Linked DNA regions of Mus musculus: region 1 is linked to region 2. Evidence: chromatin loops called from intact Hi-C (ENCODE). Cell type or tissue: gastrocnemius. All regions are shown on one strand. Links, peaks and the distances in the headings refer to the core of each region. The heading gives the core; the rest is flanking DNA.

The links. A loop is a pair of places that touch in the nucleus more often than their neighbours do. Peaks named below come from ENCODE experiments on the same cell type or tissue, not always from the same donor. Only the 100,000 strongest peaks of a DNase experiment are listed, where the experiment ranks them.
Region 1: it touches region 2 in a loop (4-fold over the local background); 13 of 42 quality-filtered maps call a loop at or near these places.

What each region holds. Positions count from the first base shown.
Region 1 is chr17:10,314,622-10,324,742 of GRCm38, forward strand. Qk (quaking) reads right to left here and starts at 4,740. Exons shown (of 8, transcript NM_001159517.1): 1 at 4,111-4,740. The coding sequence starts at 4,252. Gm46608 reads right to left here and starts at 8,790. Exons shown (of 1, transcript XM_017317774.2): 1 at 5,030-8,790. The coding sequence starts at 5,724. The coding sequence ends at 5,098. Cahm (colon adenocarcinoma hypermethylated RNA) reads left to right here and starts at 5,298. Exons shown (of 1, transcript NR_037588.1): 1 at 5,298-6,520. 1700110C19Rik (RIKEN cDNA 1700110C19 gene) reads left to right here and starts at 9,981. Exons shown (of 3, transcript NR_045461.1): 1 at 9,981-10,121. In gastrocnemius, for the core only: CTCF peaks have their summits at 2,755 and 3,521; DNase peaks (open chromatin) are centred at 2,754, 3,536, 3,875, 4,110 and 3 more places; H3K4me3 peaks cover 6,188 bases; H3K27ac peaks cover 6,985 bases.
Region 2 is chr17:10,385,712-10,395,832 of GRCm38, forward strand. No RefSeq gene overlaps it. Among named protein-coding and RNA genes, the nearest start is that of Gm39565, 19 kb to the left of the region's middle. In gastrocnemius, for the core only: no CTCF peak of the experiment used is centred there; DNase peaks (open chromatin) are centred at 4,663, 5,249 and 5,770; H3K4me3 peaks cover 1,528 bases; H3K27ac peaks cover 4,405 bases.

The DNA.
Region 1 (10,121 bases), core at 713-8,712, 72 kb before region 2:
CTTTTGGATACTAAAAATCACTTGATCTGATGGAACACTTGTTAGACACCAGCTTCAGGACAGAGATGGGGCCATGATTAACAGAGATACACAATGTTCAAACCACCTAAAAAGCCAAATGCTGATCTGAGACAGCTCTGAAGGTCCCTATCATCAAACACACCCACTCTCACGCAAATGAGAATTTTTATTTTACCGTTCTCATACTCATCTCAGAAAAGGCAATGATAGCAAATATACTAGGAAATGTGACGCTCTAAGCCCTATTTCTACTATAAACTTAATTGTGCTATTGTTTAACAGTACAACCTTAACTATAAAACATGATGAAGCTTACCACCTCCAACTCTAGAGCAGTGTGGTGTAAATGCAGAATAAACTCGCAAACGATTGTTTCCATTAGACCCACACAGAGCTGTGCTATCTCCTGAGGAGCATAGTGGAGAGAACTGGTGAAAAATAGCAGCTTATTACAAAAGCAATGGATTGCAAAAGCAATGTCCTAGTTCCTAAACAAATTAACTACCCCATCTTACATAAAATATGCTTGACACAATAACTACTATCAATAATGACTTGCTTTTTAGACAAAAGAAAATCTAAAAATTTACCAAACTATATCACCTATGTCCTTTCAGTATCTACGGCCATGCAAAGTTTTAAGCCATAGTGTTTATGGACAAACAAGACTTTTCAAAAAGAAAAGAATTAAAATTCAAGAAAAGCAGAGGTATGACATCTGCAACACTGAACACATTCTCAAAGATAAACAGCAAAGCCGATTTTAATTGAAAATTAAGATCAGTTAGGGAGCAGGAAATTTTATGAAAAAGGGTTATCTAAAACTAAAAGCATTTTTAAATCATTCATGCAAAATCTAACATATTTGTTTACTTTTCCTAAATTATACTCTAGTTTTTCTGACAAGCTTCTGTAAAAATATTCAGACTGCCCCCTTTCATCAAACCACACCCTTCTCATTTTCATAAAAGCAGCCTCTCTCTCATAATCATGGAATTAAAACTGGAAATTCGATGCTCATGTATCACATTCTTGCTTTTCTCTACTTGTTATTTGTGTTATTTACTGCTGCACGTCTTCATATTAAATTACAAAATGTTTATTTTTTAAAAATGTTTTGCATTTAACTCGTTTTCATTACAAAGAAAAGTCTTTAAGATAATTTGTGTGTAACTTTATCCCAGGGATAAAGTTAAAATCTTAAGAGAAAGCAGTTTAAGACCCACATTTTATTTGTAATCTTCTGCTCACCTCTAATTAAATGATCCTTTAAGTCTTAGAAGTATTAACTCAAGTTATAGCTTTTATTTAAGAATTGCCCTGGCCTAAAATATATTGTTAGCTTTAAAACAAAACTATCCTGCTAAAGATGCTAGGAAAGAAAGACTGACACAACTCACCAAGCAGAACTAACAGCCAACACAAGGACTGAGTTACTACTACCTAAGTTAAAACTATGGACTACTTTCTTTAAGCCAGCAAGAATTAATATACGATTTCTCTTCTATCATTCAAGTTTTAACAAGTAGAAAACTAACATATTTCATTCCCAAATTTGTTAAATCAAATGAAAATTCTCAAACAGAAACTATATTAAAAGTTCACTGCTGGAAAAGAATTTTTAAAATAAAACTGCTAAATAGTCCCATTCAAAGTTTCTAATTATCAGAGAGTAGAGTATCTTACTATCACTGAACAGTTTAATCCCTAAAGTGAAACTTAGTTTTATCTGAATTTAAAAGTAATTTTTCTGCCAAGTATTACAGTCAAAGGAAAATGTAATCCCTAACCATAAACAGAAGTCATAATTAATTTGTTTTAGACAATGAGAGGGCACAAGGGGTTAAGGACAAGTTGCCAATTTTCACAATTAAGTCATCTACCAAGAAAATTATGATGGTGCACTTAAAAAGCCAGAATTTTCAAGTCAAATTAAATTTACAGTAAGACTAACAAGTACAGTTAAAAGCTTATAGCACACTAAGGACCAGCCCATTTCCTGCAAGTGATGAAAACAATCACAATCCCCAGTCAATCTCCTGTCTCCTATTAAATCCGAGCTATCTTTACTCTAGCCTAATGCTCAGACACCCAAGAACAAACAGACTAAGGTGAAGATGGAGAAAACATGACAAGGAGACACCAAACATTACTTTGAATATTGTAATCCTGAACTAGCTGTCTTCTACATTTGAAACCCAAAGGGTCACTATTTCTAACCAAGAGAAATAAGCCTGTGCAAAGATTGAAATTCCTCTAGTTGAAAGACTTATGCCAACCTCAAAATAAGGCAGTTATTTCTGATCAAGCTGAAAGAGAACACTTGAACAGCCTTTACAATTAATCTAAGAAACGCCTACTAGTTTTCCTTATAACATATCCAAACTTTTTATAAGTCCACTAAGTCACTTAGGTATACGAAGCATTTTAAGAATGCTTTTTAGTTCATTGTATATGCTGTCTAGTTTGTTGTGTAAGAAATTCCCTCTTGATTGAACTTTTAAAAACTAAATTTTTCCTCATAAATATGCTACTAATATCATAAAAACCAATGCCAAGGAAGAAATATCAATGTATGAGGTGTTTCCGCCCTAATCACATTTGTGAATAGTGACAAATGAAGTCATCTAAAAATTTAAGTTTCAACTGCACCTAATATAGGTCAGATTATTAAGCATACTATTTTGTTCCAAACATTTCCAAGGTTAAAAAAAAATAACTGGCGCCCCTTAGCGCTCACTTTTGGAAATACTCAATTTAAGAGCTCCAGCTTTCTTTTTTTTTTTTTGGACATTCCAGAAAGTTTTCTGCCTCCACAATTTTTCAAATGCCAACACAAATAGGAAAGGCAAAAACCCTTAAAGGGGCAGTTCAAGTTTTTTCTCCAGGGCAATTTAACACTAACAAATATACCAACCCAACAATAAAAAATGCCTCTTTCGATGTGTTGCTGTTGCATGTTCATGTGTAATAGCTGAATGTTTTCTGTTTTAAATACTGCCCAAAGCTCCCCATCCAACGGAAGCTCTGAGGATGACTCTTTAATCATCTTTTAGCTCGGGAGTCTTTTGTTCTTCCCTGACATGCCAGCAGATATCCCCAGCTATCTCTAAAATTTTTCGACATTCTTCTCAAGATCCTAAAATCCATGTTCATCTGTACAACATAGTTTTCCGCTTCCTTTAAACAGTCCACTCAGAGACTTTAAAAGAGAAGACAGAAACTACTCGCTACTCGATTTAAAACAGACTTGTTGGTCCTATCCCACCCCCCAACCCCGCCCCGGGCGTCCACAGAAACCTACAGCTACTGGGAACTAACACTCCAGGTCGCTGCTATGAGTAGTTCCTAAAGGAATTCCAGAGCTGACCAGCATTAATCTCCAGTCAGTCTTCGCTCCCCACAGCGCTCCTAACTCGGCTTGTGCAAACTTCTGCTCTATTTTATCCCCGTCCTTTCAAACTTCCAGCTCCCCGCCCTGCAAACGCAGGCGGCTACGCCGGGAGCGAACCCTCCGCCCCAGTTCTTCCAAACTCGGATTCCGTTCAGGTCTGTCCTCGCGGTATTTCGTACTCCTCCCCCACCACCACCACCACAGACTAAAGAAAAAAAAAAAAGTGAAGTTAAACTCCCAAACAGTTCTCGCTTCCCCAAACAAAAGGACAAAAAGTGTTCTACTCTGTCATTTCGTCCTCGCCTTCGGCCACATAAGCACTACTTTTCTTCGGTACCCTACGTGATTCCTGGACATCTCGGGGTCCGATCGGGTACTGCGGGCCACGCAACTCTACCGAAAAGAGCCCGCTAAGCCGGGGCTCCGCGGGCCAGGCGAGGCGGAGCTCGGGGAATCGCGTGGCCCCGCCGGGCCGGCCGAGATGGCCGGGATGGCGGGGAGCCTAGCCGCCGCGCCGTCGGGAGCCGGCCGCAGCCCCGCAGCCCCGCGCGCTCCCGGGTCCGCCCTCGGGCCTGGCCCGGCCCCGGCCGGGCCGCGAGCCGCCCGCGCCGCCTTTGTGCGCCCGCCCGCCCGCCCGCCTGACCTTCCCGCCGCCCCGCCATCCCGGGCCGCCGCGCCGGGGCCGGGCGCCTCACCTTCGTCCAGCAGCCGCTCGAGGTGGTTGAAGATCCCGCAGAAGTTGGGCAGGCTGCTCATGAGCTTCTTGTCGTTCATCAGCTGCATCAAATAATCTGGGGTGGGCTTCGGCTTCTCCTTCGTTTCCATTTCCCCGACCATATTCCAGGCTCCGCAGCTCACTCCGCCCGCCGCCGCCGCCGCCGGAGGAGAGGAGGGAGGGGCGGGGGCGAGCTCCGGCCGCCGGCCGCTCGGGACGCGGCGTCCCGCTCCGCGCCGGCTCCCGCTCCGGCTCCCGCGCCGAGCCCCGGGGCGGCCGGCTCCGCGCGCCCGCCCGCCCCCCGCAGGCACTTTCGCCCGGCCCGACGCGCCGCGGCCGCCGCTCCTCGGCCGCCCGGCGCGGCTCCCCTCGCGAGGCCGGCGGCAGAGGCGGGTCTCGGGCCGAGCGCGGCGCGGGGCCGCTGCGCCGCGAGGAGCCGGGGGGCCGCTCGTCGGCCGGTCGCGCCGCCTGCGCCGGAGCTCGCGAGTCTGCGGTGCTGTCCGCCGCGGCGCTCCGCGTTACCGCCGCCGCCGCCGCCGCCGCGCTCCGACTGCGCTCCTCCTCTTCCTCCGCGGCTCTCCTCCTCCTCACTCACTTGGCGGCGGAGTTCGCCTCAGTTCAGGCGGCGCCGCCGCCCCTGGCCGCTCGGGCGGGACGGCCGGCGCAGGGCCGGGCCGCGGCGGGGAGGACGCGCGCCGGTGGCCGCCCGCGCGGGGCCGGGGTCGCGGCTGAGGGGGACGCGGGCGGCGGCGCTGGCTCGTCGGCGCGCTGTTGCTGAGGCGGCGGGCGCGGTCGGGTGCGGCGGCTGAGAGGAATCCCGGCGGGACTCTCCGCGACGCGCTGCGCTCGCCGCCGCCCGGGCCTCGCGTCCGCGCGCGTTACTATAGTTTGGGTTTTTTTTTTTTTTCTTAAACCTCTTCGTCCACCTTCCTCGCTACCCCCTCAAAAAAAAAAAAATTTTTTTTTTTTAAACGTCCTGTTGCTTCACTGGGGACTCTCGGGTGGGCGTCACGTGTCCAGACACGTAGCCGAGAGGCTGAGAGCGCGTGCGCGCGTCGAGGACTGTGACCACGCCCCTTCCGAGGGTCGCTCCGCCCCACCTGGCGGAGAGCGCGCCGTGGGGGCGGGGGGTGGGGGGGAAGCGGGCCTGGAGCGCGCCTGCGTGGGGGTGGAGCGGGACGAAGATGGCCTGCGGACGGAGGAGCGGGACCGAACCGTTCTGGCGCGGCGCCCACCTCGCGGGGCGGGAAACCCGGCCGTCGGATCGCTTGGGGTGCGAGGTGGCGGCGGACTGAGTTGGCGTGGGCGCCCACACCGCAAGTGTCTCCGGCGGTAGGGACTCCAGTGAGGTTTCCCCTGGAGCCAGCGCCACGCGTGACGGGCCTCGCGTTGCCGTGGGCTGCGAGGCGGCCCCGGACCGTGGGCGGAGACGGCACACGCGTGCGCACCCACGGGCGTGCGGGCGGGCTCTGTTCCATGCGGCGTGACGCGCGGTTCCGTTAATCCTCACCGCAGGTTCCAGTCCCTGGTGGCGGAGGCGCTGGCTCCTCAGCGGTGCGGCCCCCGCACAAGGGAGCCTGTGTGAGGAGTACATATTCGGGGAAAAAACGAAGTGGCCAACGCCTATTTTTACCTACTTGACAAAAATAAATAAATAAATGACAGGCAGAGGGCCAGGACAGGGGCTTTCTATGGCGTGTAGAGGAAGTTCTGCCGGTTACATTTGTTTCGGAAACAATGTTCCGAATTGCAGCAATGAAGTCCTGCGATTTATAGAAGCTGTCGGTCATTAAATCTGCATCATCCCTGTTTTGTTGCAAGTTCTCTATAACATGCTCCATTAAAATGTAGACAAGATTGTCAAATTAACCATTTTGAGAGTTGGCCCTGGCTATAATTTTCTGGGAATCATCTCACTGTATTTTAAATGTGTACGTAAGCAGGCTAGTTGGATTGCTTTTTTTGTTGTTGTTGTTTTAAACTTTGATTTACGCGATTTCTAAAGAGCATTTTCGAAGTTTGTGTGGTACCAACGGTATTTAAAGCAATTTTACTCTTTTCCTGGCCAGTAGCTTCTGATTATTTTATTTAAAGACTACAGTTTGGGTTGGTTTGGGTTTTGGTTTTCTAGTTGTCCATTAAACTACGTTTTTTAGAGCAAATGATGAACAAAGTTAACATGTAATTGAAATAATTTTAATTTTCCAACAATGGCTATAGTAGTTCTTAGTACTATAGATAATCCCTTAATTATCTCTAAACAATAAATTAGTGAAAGCATGGAATAATTTGATCAAAAAGCTGTTACTACATTTTCTAAATCTTTCTTCAGAATCTAGAAAAAAACGAGGTTTCTTTCTTGTATATTATTAAAAAATATTTTGTCACTGAATTATTATACATTGTCTGTGTTTGTGCAAGAGAAGTCCCCTTTGTAAGTTGGTCACACTTATAGGCCCTTTGGTAACTGCTCTCCCTCTATAGCTCAATCAGAGCAGTCCTGTACCTTAGGCAATCCTGGCAGCCCCAAGTTTTACATAAGAGGAAACCCCTGAAGAGGAAGAGGGAAACTGAATAATTTTATCCAGCACTATAGCCAATGAGCCCTATCTGCTGTTCAAATCCATGTATATTTTATACCAGAGTGCCCCCATCCCCATTTTACTGACCCTATCCAGTAAATCCTTTGAATTCATTACAGTGTTACATAATTTTTGACCCATATGTCCAACCACTTTTATAATGTAGTTGAATGAAAATAATAGGCAATATTCATTCACCATGGCTCAATCCCTGGTGGACCCATCACTTGGAAATAGTAGCCATTTAGTGCATTTTCTCTTCCCCTGCTTAGTTTTGCCTGATTTCTCAGGTTAAGAAAAAAAATATCCAGAGTTTCCCAAGACCTATTAGGCCCCAAGAGATGTTGCTGCCCAAGCTCACTAGATGGACTCCTCATGTGTCTTGACCTCTACACATGCTTGGCATCTGTAGGGCTCTGGGCTTGGTGTACCCTTGTAAAGTTTTCCCTAGTTGCCCAAAAGCCCCACTCCAGCTCCCATATGCCACCTCTATTTTTTGTTAAATGTTTAGTTGTTTCTGTCACATTTCTCACATGCCATGTCAGATCTGTGCGTCAGTTTGTTTGCCATCAGAGACTCTCACGCTTTGAGAGTTCCTAACCCCAACAACAGCACATGTGTAGGCTCTCATGACTTTGGTGTTCAAAGAGGAGTGTCATTAGCTAGTTGCATACTTGAGGTTAAAATTCTTACCTGATTTAGTTCCTTCAGTGCTTCCCCCGACACGTGGGGAGGTGTGAGTAGCCATATTTGAACTGAGATGGTTGGTTGCCTAGGAACAGCTTAGTGGCTAGTGGAGGCAGTCCAGGACTGTACAGCAAGTGAACACATGGCCTTTGGGGCCACTGACCTTGCCCAGGCACTCATCCATAGGCTCCCATCTTTGTCTGTCTCCCACTCTTCTGCACATTGTGCACATGTATTGATCACACAACATGATGAATGCAATGTAGACTACAAAGTTTATTGAGATATGTACCTTCAAGCTTACAATCTCAGCAATTATTATAGATCCTTCAGTCCTGTTATTGCAAACATTCTAATACAGTTTTCAAAATGTGCAGGATAAATGTACATGAAGATAGGTATACACAGGTATATGAAGATCCTTGTAATAGCTCTTTCAGTGAAAACTCGTCTATTAACAATAAAATTGGCTCTTCATTTTTATACTAATTAGCTAGGAGTGGAAATGTGCTTTCTGTTCAATTTCATTGGCTCTACTAGCTTGTTGCATCTCTCCACATTTAGAGTAAAAACTTAACAATATTCCAAGCAGGTCTGTCTTTATTGCCATGGAGTTTTTTATAAGAACTAAAAACTGCACATTCAATGTATGATGGTTCTTTGTTCCAATATTCTTTGAAAGAAATAATCTAAATTATAAAAATTTCTATGAGGGGGATGGGAGGAGTCTAGGTATGTTTGTATAATTAACTCCACAAAACGTTCGAGTATCCTCCTAAACTATAAAGTGGTTTATCATATAGATACTGTTCAGAGCATTGAAAATGATGTAGGGATTGTGGTCATGTTCAAATGTGAAACTTCAGCATTTGAAGATTAGGGCCCGGAGAGTTGTTATTTTTCGGTCTATGTCTCTATATGTGTGTGCATTTAGCACGATTGTCTTATTTATTTTGTATGCAAGAAATCAGTCCAGTAGTAGTAGTAGTAGTAGTAGTAGTAGTAGTAGTAGTATGTCTTCCTTTCACTAAAGCATGTTTATATCTCTAGTAAGATGAGGAGCGTGACTCCCTCGACTGCTGTAGTGTGATTTGTGATTACAGAGCTAATGTGATCCTTCCAGATGTAGCCCCAGCATCCAGCTTCACCCCCTGCCCAGCAGTTAAATATTAACTGGTAGTGTAAAGTTTCTGCTCATTTGACCCTAAATGAAACTGTAGAGGTAGAAACACTCAGAGCAGGATGCAGGCCCTCATGCCATGTAATGTGACCTTCTCATTCCACATTTATACAGATCTTCAAGCAAAAAATAACTATTAATTTTAGGACTCTACACTGAGCTTCAAATGCACTCTGTGTTGACCAATTTTCATACTGACTCAGAGCATTCATTTCAGTAGTGCTTCTCTGGATTGGGCTAATTTCATGGTTTTTTCTCTTCAGGATCTAGACCTGAAGAGAATCTAGGACCTCAGAATGAGTGGGTGATTAGGTTATTTTACTATGTTCAGTAGATACCATTTGGTTCAGTGTGTTAATTTTAAACAGCTAATGTGGAGAAACATTTTATAAGCAAAGGATATAACTACTTAGGTCGTCCCCAGACACTTAATCCAAATGCCATTTTCTCTACTACAGCTTAGAGACTGGATGTATTTTCCTGGTAATTGTGGCATATGTGACTTCTAAACTGAGTTTCCAGAAGGTCGGTGTGAGACTTACCAGGAGTGCTCTGGGGAGTCAGACACTTCAGTTATTTCAGTACACTGGTGCCAAGTTGCTAATTGCCTCAATTTTACAGCTGAGACAGTGACTGGTCCACGAGTCAGTAAACCCTGGAGACAGGATTCATTCACATCAGACCTTCAAAGTGACTGGACTTCAGGAAGTTAAATCAGGATGCCCAGGAACTAACTCACTCTCTCTCTCTCTCTCCTCTCTCTCTCTCTCTCTCTCTCTCTCTCTCTCTCTCTCTCTCTCTCTCTCTCTCTCTCCCTCTCTCTCCCTCTCTCTCCCTCTCTCTCTCTCTCTCTCCCCGTATTAACTGGTCAATAAAGGCTAGAGCCTGTGATTGGCAGTGGAGGGGAAAGGTGGGACAAGAAGTCTTTGGAGTGAGGCCAGGTAGAGAGGAGAAGTGAAGGAGAGAGCATGGAGAAGAGGAGAAGGAAGCAGTAATGGAGCAGAACTACCTGGCCAGGAGAAACTGGAAGTAGTAAGGGCCTTATAGGTGGGGGGTCAGTTAGACTAGTATTAGATATGCCCTTATAAGGCTTATAGCTTATAATTATAATAACTGAATTGCGTGTTTTTTTATACGGGACTATTGGGGTTGGAAATTCCAGCAACACATAAAGAGGGAGAAGGGAACAAGCTAGGGGAATCCTGGAGAGGGGGCTGGGGTAGGTACAATCAATATACATTGTATCCATGCAACCAACTGTCAAAGAATCAGCATTTGGTTAACTGCCTTGCGGTCTCTGAGTGTATAAAGTCCTTAGGGTTCTTTCCTAACAAGTGGAAAGAATGAGAACGCGACTCCGTGTATTTGAAGCTTCTAAGTCTCGAAGTTCCAAACGTTTCTGGCTCTGAAGAGTCCTCACAGAGAAGAGCAGATTTCTAATGTTTAGTTTCTGTGTTGGGTAGCCCCATGTCCAGATGACATAGAGATGCATTTAAAGCCTTCAGCTGTTGGGCTGAGGGCAGAACCCAGAAGCAGAGCAAC
Region 2 (10,121 bases), core at 1,168-9,167:
AATGAACATATTTTGGAAACAGCATACACATATAGGTAAGGCTGAGACCAAGCTAGGTCAAGGTGTTTTGTTTTATATAGGTAGACGAATTTTTATACATATATTACTTATTATTTTATTAATAAATATATTTAAATACACACAGCAAATAATAGTAATCTCTCCATATCCCTTGCTAAGGATCACTCTTCATTTTCTATTTAGATATTGGGTTATGTGAAATCCAGTTCTGGGACAGAATAATATAAGCTACCTATGCTGTGAGTTTTCTTTTACGACATTTGTTTTTTATTTTCTGAGTGGTGTGTGTGTGTCTGCATGTATTGCTGTTCAAGGAAAACGTGTAGGAGTTGGTCCTCTCCTTCGACTGTTGTGGATCCTGGGAATCAAACTCAGGTTGTCAGGCGTGACAGCAAGCATCTTCACCTTACGAGCCATCTAGGGGGGCCTTACGTCATTTCTTACCGTCATTGTTAGGATCTTTTCTGACTTTAATTTAAAAGTAGTGGGTGAGTATATTTGTCTCTTCAAACCTTTACTGTCTTAACAGTTACACTTGCTCCCTGTGTCTATCTCTTCAATGTTATAGTAAGAACTATACTTTTTAATCTTCTAAATCATTCTCTATTATACCCACATCCCCGAGCAATGCGAAAGCCACTGGACTTTACCTGAAGGGAGAGTTACTTAAGAGCGAACTGAAGAGCTCAGAGTATTTTACATGGTGAATCCAGCCCTGACTAGAATGGTCAGTTGTTCACTCGATTTGTGCCTTTGTGGGATCCTCTTTTATAAAAGGCAAAACCCTCTCTAAAGCGAAGGGAAGAGTCCCCAGGCACACATGGGAAGAGTGGCTATTTCGGTCCTTAGGTTCTAGTTTACACACCCAGAGCCTGGAAGCCTCATTCTCAGAATTCACGCTGTCATCAAGAGGACTCAACCTAAACATGGCTGGCCCAAAGCTTCACTGTGACTGCGAGCAGCTGCAACTGCCTGCCAAGCGCTGGTCTCCTCCTGGCTGTGGAATGACTGCTTCCTCTCTTTTTTCCCCTGGGGTAGGCTCCACCCTTCCGACTAACTCTCTGTTCCTATACTTCCCACGCCCTGTACCTGCCTTCACAGCTGTGGGCTAGTTGTCTGCTTTTACACATACCATGGTAACCTTCAGTTTGCTTCTATGAAGTCAGTGGCTATCTGCTTGATGTCCCCTGTTGGAACATAAGCTCTCCATGTTTCTCCATGATCTCCTTGGATCTTGGCGTTGATGTGGTATCTAGATTAAAGCCCCTTAGGAGGTCTTTTTTTGTTTTGTTTTAATTTTTTGAATTAGATATTTTCTTCATTTACATTTCAAATGCTATCCCAAAAGTCCCCTATATACTGTCCCTGCCCTGCTCCTCTACCCACTCACTCCCACTTCTTACCCCTGGCATTCCCTTGTACTGGGGCATATAAAGTTTGCAAGACCAAGGGGCCTCTCTTTCCCTGATGGCCAACTAGGCCATCTTCTGATACATATGCAGCTAGAGACACGAGCTCCGGGGGGTACTGGTTAGTTCATATTGTTGTTCCACCTATAGGGTTGCAGACCCCTTTAGCTCCTTGGATACTTTCTCTAGCTCCTCCATTGGGGGCCCTGTGCTCCATCCTATAGATGACTGTGAGCATCCACTTCTGTATTTGCCAGGCATTGGTATAGCCTCACAAGAGACAGCTATATTAGGGTCCTTTCAGCAAAATCTTGCTGGCATATGCAATAGTGTATGCGTTTGGTGGCTGATTATGGGATGGACCCCCGGGTGGGGCAGTCTCTGGATAGTCCATCCTTTTGTCTTAGCTCCAAACTTTGTCTCTGTAACTCCTTCCATGGGTATTTTATTTCCTATTCTAGAAAGGATGAAGTATCCACGCGTTGGTCTTCCTTCTTGATTTTCTTGTGTTTTGCAAATTGTATCTTGGGTATTCTAAGTTTCTGGGCTAATATCCACTTACCAGTGAGTGCATATCATGTGAGTTCTTTTGTGATTGGGTTACCTCACTCAGGATGATATCCTCCAGATATATCCATTTGCCTAAGAATTTCATAAATCCATTGTTTTTAACAGCTGAGTAGTATTCCATTGTGTAAATGTACCACATTTTCTGTATCCATTCCTCTGTTGAGGGGCATCTGGGTTCTTTCCAGCTTCTGGCTATTATAAATAAGGCTGCTGTGAACATAGTGGAGCATGTGTTCTTATTACCAGTTGGAACACCTTCTGGGTATATGCCCAGGAGTGGTATTGCTGGGTCCTCAGGTAGTACTATGTCCAATTTTCTGAGGAACCGCCAGACTGATTTCCAGAGTGGTTGTACAAGCTTGCAATCCCACCAGCAATGGAGGAGTATTCCTCTTTCTCCACATCCTTGCCAGCATCTGCTGTCACCTGAATTTTTGATCTTAGCCATTCTAACTGGTGTGAGGTGGAATCTCAGGGTTGTTTTGATTTGCATTTCCCTGATGATTAAGGATGCTGAACAGTTTTTCAAGTGATTCTCAGCCCTTCGGTATTCCTTAGTTGAGAATTCTTTGTTTAGCTCTGTACCCCATTTTTTAATGGCGTTCTTTGAATTTCTGGAGTTCAGCTTCTTGAGCCCTTAGGAGATCTTCAGGACGTCCTAGAGAAAGACGTTAGGGTTAGGGAAGTGGTTCTCGACCTATGGGCTGTGACCCCACTAGGGTCACACATCAGGAATCCTGCTATGAGATATTTACATCATCATTCATAACAGTAGCTAAATTACAATTATGAAGTAGCAATGAAGTAATTTTATGGTTGAGGGGTCACCACAATATGAGGAACTGTATTAAAGGGTCACAGGTTGAGAGCCACTGATGTAGGGGATCTGAAAATCCCTTGAAATTGTACAATGTGTGTGCCTTGTTGCCTACCAGCAGGGGTATCATTCTATGGTGTCTTTCATCCTGATGACAGCTGCCCTCCAGGGAGTACATTAACATGGAGGGCTTTTTGCTTTGTAGTGCTTATCGCCAGGCAGAAAAGCCAAAGGGAAGCTTATCAGGACCCTGTGGGAATGAGTATTCTCATTAAAGAAGGTGACCTGTGGGAGAGAGGGCTTGACTTCTCTTCTTTGTCAGACACCACCCTTACACTGATGCCCAGTGTGGTCAAAGCCCTTGCAGAGCACACAGAGGGTAGACCAAGAAGCAGGAAGGCACCCAGACCTTTCTCTTCATGGATCACCAGGGTTACCGGCCAGTGACCATTCACTTTAACCTATGGGATACAGATGTCTGATTCCTTAAGCACTGCAGTGTTCTTGAGGCGGGCACCAGAGAGTTATCTCTACACGACTCTCACTCCAAAGATTACAGATGTCTGTGGGTGTTGTTAGATGTTGGTCGATTGATGGATGGACACACAAAGAATCCATGCACAAGACCTCTAGGTCAAGGGTCCAGGCTGAGAAGGCCTGCCAGGCCTCTGGTGGGCGTTGCCGAATTGGGTTATGTGTTGTGCTCACTGCTCAGCCTCTGCCAGGAATAGGAAGGAGGCATGGATGCCCGAGTACATGGGCCTTGGGATGTTATATTAGGTGTCTGGACTCATTGTTGAAGGACAGAGAGATCCTGCCCTCCTTAGCACGAATATGAGGGTGAGTGGGCTTTGTTGACAGACATGCCAACACTGGGTGACTTGTAGTTTTGAGACAGGGTCTGAAACTACGTCCATGCTTAGGTTAGAAATCACGTGGTGATCAATGAGGCATCTGTGGCTAGTGAGGCACAGACATACTTACTTCAGTTACTTATTCTTCCTACATCTGCCTTCCAATCAGGAAGCTCATCGCACACGCGCAGACACACACACACGCACACGCACACGCACGCACGCGCACGCGCACACACACGCGCACGCGCACACACAGAAGCAGAAGCTGTTCCCTTGGCCACACACCCCTTGTTAAAGGCTTAGCTCCTTTTGATACAGGCTGTTCAAATACCACCCTCTGAGGCAGGGAGACCCCCGAGATCTTGGGAAAGGCCTTCCCATCCACGTGTGGACGAGCTCTTCCTCAGACAGCACAGACAAATGTCTATCATGTGCAATACGAAGGAGTGTGGCGTGCATGCGGTGTGGTGCAGGCTCAGCTCCAGCTCTGGAGTTTTTAGAATTGGCTGTGTACACCGTGTGTTGGGGGCAGTGGGTGTGGCTAGTCTTCTCCCCTTTGATTGGATGGTCTTGATGAAGGTCACATCCAGGCTCCAGGATGCTCAGCTTGTCTGGAAGGCTGCAGTCCAAGCACAAGGTATAGGAAAAGGTCCACTGGTAAAATACTCGGGGACTGTAAAACTGGAGGCCCAGCCTGCTAGGAGTCAGGCTGCTCCGTGTGAAAAGAGAACTCTAGATTAGGTTAACTGGCTTGAGAGAGAGCCTATGGCCTACCTGTTTCCAGTGACCATAAGCCTCATTTTCCCTGAGCTGGTGCCAGTTCGTAATCTGTGGCCTCTATTTTGTGGTCTGAGGGTCAGCTGTGCCTTTGTCTCTGGACCCTCTGGAGCCTGCAGGCTCTCCTGGGGCAGCTGTGTGCCCAGATCCAGTGGCTGGGGCCAGGGTGGAAGTCGGCTGACTGGCCAGCTTGAAGCGAAGCAGGAGGCACTTTTGACTCACTGGATGTGGTTGAAGGACATGACCTTCCTGTGGGTCTTTCTTTTGGGAAAGGAAGTCTTTGGAAGTTTGTAGCAACTGAATAAATCCTGTCCCTTTGATAAGCGGGGCTCCCCGTTTGGAGGGCCGTGGAGAAAGCGCCATACTTCCTCCCATTGTTTCGGCTGATTAAGTTCCAGAGTGTGTCACTTGATAACTCATTCCTGGGGAGCTGTGGTAGAGTGAAGGCCCAGGCAGGAACTGGAGCACTTCAGCCTGCAGGCCCACACGCCTGAGTCCAGCGCAGGCCTGGTTATTCTTGGAAGTTATTTTGATCCGCTGGCCTTGCTCGGGTTCAGGTTTCCGAGAGCCCAGCCCCAGGGTTGGAGAAGCTGAGAATGAAGCAGTCCATTGTAATAATAGACTTCTGCTTGCTGAGGAGGAGGTGCTCCGAGGGTTTTGGAGGCCCCTGCGTGCTCCATGACGTCCCCCTACCATGTGACCTGTGGCACCCTGCAGCATGTGCCTCATCCCTGTATCAGCCACTTGGGATGTGGTCAGGCTGGAGCCAAGCTGCCATGATTGTGGGACGGCCTCCATCAGCCAGAAAATCTGGCAGCTCCAGAGAGCAGAAGTGACTCAGGGAGACTGACAGCAGAGAGGGAGGAAAGGCTCCCCAGAGCTCTGGCACAGTGAAGGATGCTCTCCTTACTGAACAGCTGAGAGCGAGCGAAGAGGCTCCAATCCGGGAAGCTGCAGTTCCTGGGTGGGGACAGCTGTTCTGTACTTCCAGATACCCACCCAAGCAAGCCTCACTTTTTTTAAAGCAATTCTTTTCTTTCTTTTTTCCCTTCCCTTCTCCCTCTTGCTTCTTCCCCCTCCCCCGCCCCGGCTCGCTCCGGGTTTGCTCTCTCTGGTCCCCAAGCCTAACTTTTAACTTTAAAGTCTGAATAATTTTTGGTGTTGCTGTCGTCATTTTTACTAGGTGGTATAAGTGACCCTAGCCTGGTGGCCCAAATGGCAGAAATATACTGCCTTGCCATCGGTGTTTTGGAAGTTGGTGGTCTGAGGCCATGGTTGTCAGGGTGACTTGTTCCTAGTCTGAATGGGGGAATCTGCCACTGTGGACCAGCGACCAGTTCCTGGTGGCGACTGACATCCTGCTGTTCCTCAGCATGTAGAAACACAACGCGCCATCTCTGCCTTCACCTCACTAAGTTTTCCTTCTTTTAAAGGGACACAGTCACAGGGATGGTCATTGTTCTCTAGTAGGACCCACCCCAACTTAGCTGACTACAGACATTCTCTGTTCTGAGCAGGTCTGTCTCAACAAGCCCACAGTCCAAGGTACAAGTCTGGTGGGGACCAATACTTTTACATGTGGATCCCGAGGGGTAGGGGTGGGAGTTGAACCTGTGACAGATGGAGACTATCTGGATTGCAGTAATTTGGAAAATTGTGACAAGCAAAAATCAAAGGAGTAAACCTTGTTCCTGCCACTCAGGCTACTGCAGTGAGTGCCATAGTGCACACACTTCTGGAAATGTGTCTTCAGATGGCACAGGATAGATATAATTCTGTTACCTGCTTCGCCTGATCTCTGCTTTTCAATTTTACAGATGTTTTCTTATCAATTCTTTTTTTGTTTGTTTGTTTGTTTTTTTGTTTTTGAGACAGGGTTTCTCTGTGCAGTCCTGGCTGTCCTGGAACTCACTGTGTAGACCAGGCTGGCCTTGAACTCAGAAATCCACCTACCTCTGCCTCCCAAGTGCTGGGATTAAAGGCGTACGCCACCACTGCCGGGCTGTTTTCTTATCAATACCTCATCCCTGTTCTTTTTTTTTTTTTTTTTAAAGATTTATTTATTTATTTTATTTATGTAAGTACACTGGAGCTGTTAGACACACCAGAAGAGGGCACCAGGTCTTATTACAGATGGTTGTGAGCCACCATGTAGTTGCTGGGAATTGAACTCAGGACATTTGGAAGAGCAGTCAGTGCTCTTAACTGCTGAGCCATTTCTCCAGCCCATCATCTGTGTTCTTAACAATGTCTTTGTTCTAAGAAAAATGGATCCAGGACTATTCCAGGCAACTGGTCTATTTCTACAACATGGAGACTAATTCTGGGCCAGATACATTGCCAGACACTCTACCCTCAAATCTGTCAGTCTTGTGACATTACTTCCCTAGTTCTTGGTCTCTCGTTGTTGCCTGTGAACTGAGGCTCGCAGCTAAGCTGCAAGTGCTTCAAAGTTAACCTCTTTTGGATAGCCAGCATTGCCGGCACACCTGAGTCAGGTACCAGGAGCTTTGCTTCAGCTGTATCAAGTCCTACTTACTCCTTGAGGTTCCCACCTAGCCTGGATGTGAGAGCTCACGCTGGAGACGATCCCTTGCCGCGCTGAGGTTTTTCTGCTGCGAACGTTTCTGATTGCTGAGGGGGAACTTGCCCTTCCTGGTGGCAGCTGGCGAGGGAGGGGAAGTAAGCAGGGTCAGCTGAGACCTGCCTGGGACTGCATGGTCTCAAGACACTCAGTTCTAAGAAGTCCTACGCTTGCATTCCCAGCACTCTTGGCCCGTTGATGATGTGATGGGCACATGTGCTCCACCACCCTTAGGCCTCCAAGCTCTGGTTCCTGGGTCAGCTGCGCTAGCTGTGCTTCCAGGGACGAACAGGGCTATCTCCTCCTGTGTGTGTGTGTGTGTGTGTGTGTGTGTGTGTGTGTGTGTGTGTGTGTGTGTGTGTATGTGTGTGTGTGTGTGTGTGTGTATGCTCATGTGCACGTGTCTGTACTTGTTTGTTCACGAGTGTGTGTGTGTGTGTGTGCATGCATGTGTGTCGCACACATAGAGACCAGAGACTCACATCAGGTGTCTTTCTCACTCCCTCTCACTGACATTGGAGCCCACTGATTTAGGTACACAACCCCAGAGCTCCTCCCGTCTCTGTCCTGCTGTGGTTTCAGAAGTTTGCTGTTGCTCTCGGTTTCCCTAGAGGTGCTGGCTTATCTGGCTCCTGTGCTTATACGGCACATTAATGGCAGAATTGTTGATTTTTAAAAACCACGTGTGTGCTCTTATATAACTTATCCGTCAAGCTTCAGAAAGCTCCCACAATCCCCTTCCCAGCTAATCACTGCCCATCCACAGTTCCCAGATAGACCAGAACTTTTTTCTTTGCTTTCTTTCTTCTCTCCTCCCTTCTTCCCCTCTCTTCCTTCATTTCTTCATTTCATCTCTTTAGACAGAGCCTCATTACAGAAGCCAGGTTGTTCTCAAACACCTGATTCTGCTGCCTCTGCCTCCCATGTGTTAGAACCACCGCCCTGGCCTCCTGCATCTTCTTTCTCCACATAGATTCTGTCTCTCCTGGAACCTAGTGTGGTTGGAATGAGCTGCATGCTCTCTCCTGCTCAGTACAGTTTTGGGGTCCATCTAGGATGAGCCCCACAGTCATCCCCACAGGCTTCTGGGACAGTCTTGTCCACTGGGTGGGTGAGGCTGTTTTGAGATGTGTCTGCAGTGGGGATGGGGGACGGGCAGCACAGTCTGTCTTTCTAGTGAACTGGCCTTGGTTGGTGGGAGGAGACAGAGCTCTGAGTGGCTGCGGTTAAGAGTGGGGAGAGCTTTGTACTGAGACCATCTTAGCTCAGACAGTTTGCATGTGATCAGTACAGAACCAGAAAGGGCTGCACAGCAGTCCACGACCTGGCTCTACATAGCCCAGCACCTATGCTCCTGGGCCTGCCCTGGTGGCGACTGAGAATCAAAGAAATCCCATACTGTTTTCCTCAGAGTGGCATTTGTCCTTCTCAGGCCTACTTGTTCTGCCCAGTCCCACCGACATGTCCCTTCTTTGACAGCCACTCATCTTGATGGGATGGATGGTCTATCTTCTGTGGAGATGTAAGATAAGGAACTTTACAGGGCATCTTTGGTATATGCCAAAGAGAAGGAAAGAAAGAGAAGAGAGTACGTGGAGTAAAAATGGCCAGAGAAATCAGCGGCTGAGGAGGGGCCTTGGCCCTGGTTGCCAACGTCTCCCCCCTCCTCCAGGGTGCATAAGAAACTGAGGCCTCTGTCTTCCACTCTCCCATGCTAGCCTAAATGCAGTGTTGAAGCCCACTCCGTCAGGAACATGATTCCCAAGTGGAACTGTGTTATGAGCACAGGAAGGGGTCTTCTTTGGAACCCCCTTGTGCCAGGTCTGTGTCACACGGTCTATGCCTGTGCCTGAAAGTTGCCTTCGTCTGCTTGTCTCACTTCCAGTTACTCAACCCTACTTCTTTAGTATGATGGACAGTCACAGGGCCAGTCCCAAATTTGAAACTGTCTTCCTGAAGCCAGTTTTGTGTGTGTGTGTGTGTGTGTGTGTGTGTGTGTGTGTGTGTGTGTGTGTGAGAGAGAGAGAGAGAGAGAGAGAGAGAGAGAGAGAGAGAGAGAGAGAGAGAGGATATGAAATACAAGGAGAAGGAAGCGATGAGTAAGAGGGCCCAGTGTGATTTCTGCTGAGAGGTCGCCAGGGACAGAGCCTGGGTACTGGGATGCGGAGATCAGGCCAGCAAGGATTAGAGGAAGAAAAGTCTCATGGACGAGAAGGTCCGGGAAGACAAAGGCAAGCCCCTGTGTGACTGCCATGGCAAGCATCTTTCCAGCTGAGAGGGGCTGTGGGAAAGCCCTGGCGGCCCGGCCCCTGTCAGTTCTGGTAAAAGCAGCTCTTGGCAGTGGTGCCCCAGGGACTCCAGGAGGGCTGTGGGCTGGCACACACTGCTCCTCACCCTGGCCACACTTGGGGACTGTGAGTTCCCAGGCCCCGGCAAACAACCTTGGGCAGAGTCCCACTTCCTCTCTGAGAAAAGCTTTGGCGAAGGAAGTAGGGAGGGACAGTGCATCTCTAAGGGATGGACTCCCTCAAGAGTGCCCCAGATTAAGGCCATTCTGGCTGTTTGCTACCTTCTAAGGGCCCTCAGAGGGAAGCAGGAAAGAAATGACCATTATTCTCCAGGCTCTTGCTAACATGGGTTTGATGACAGAATTCTATCGTTTGGAGGGGACTTGCAGAAGCGATAACCCCAATACTTCATTTTACAAGAGAGAAACAGAGCTTAAGGCACTTGACCCAGGTCTCCTGGCTGCATGGTGTCTAAATTCTAGTTCAGGATGAGTCCCCCAAGCCCACAGGAGAAAAGGACCCAGGGAAAGGATCCAGGGAAACCCAGAACCAAGAGAGCTCTCTTGGGGGCTTATTAGTTAAGAGCACATGTTCTTGAAAAGAATTGAGGTTCAAACACCTATATGGTGACTCAGAATGATCTATAATTCCAGTCCCAGTGGGTTCAGTGCCTTCTTCTGACCTCTGCAGGCATCAGGCACATACATGTACACAGGCATACATGCAAATGAAGTATGCATATTTATGAAATAAAATAACTATAAAAATAAAATTAAAAAAAAAAAATAAAGAGTGTTC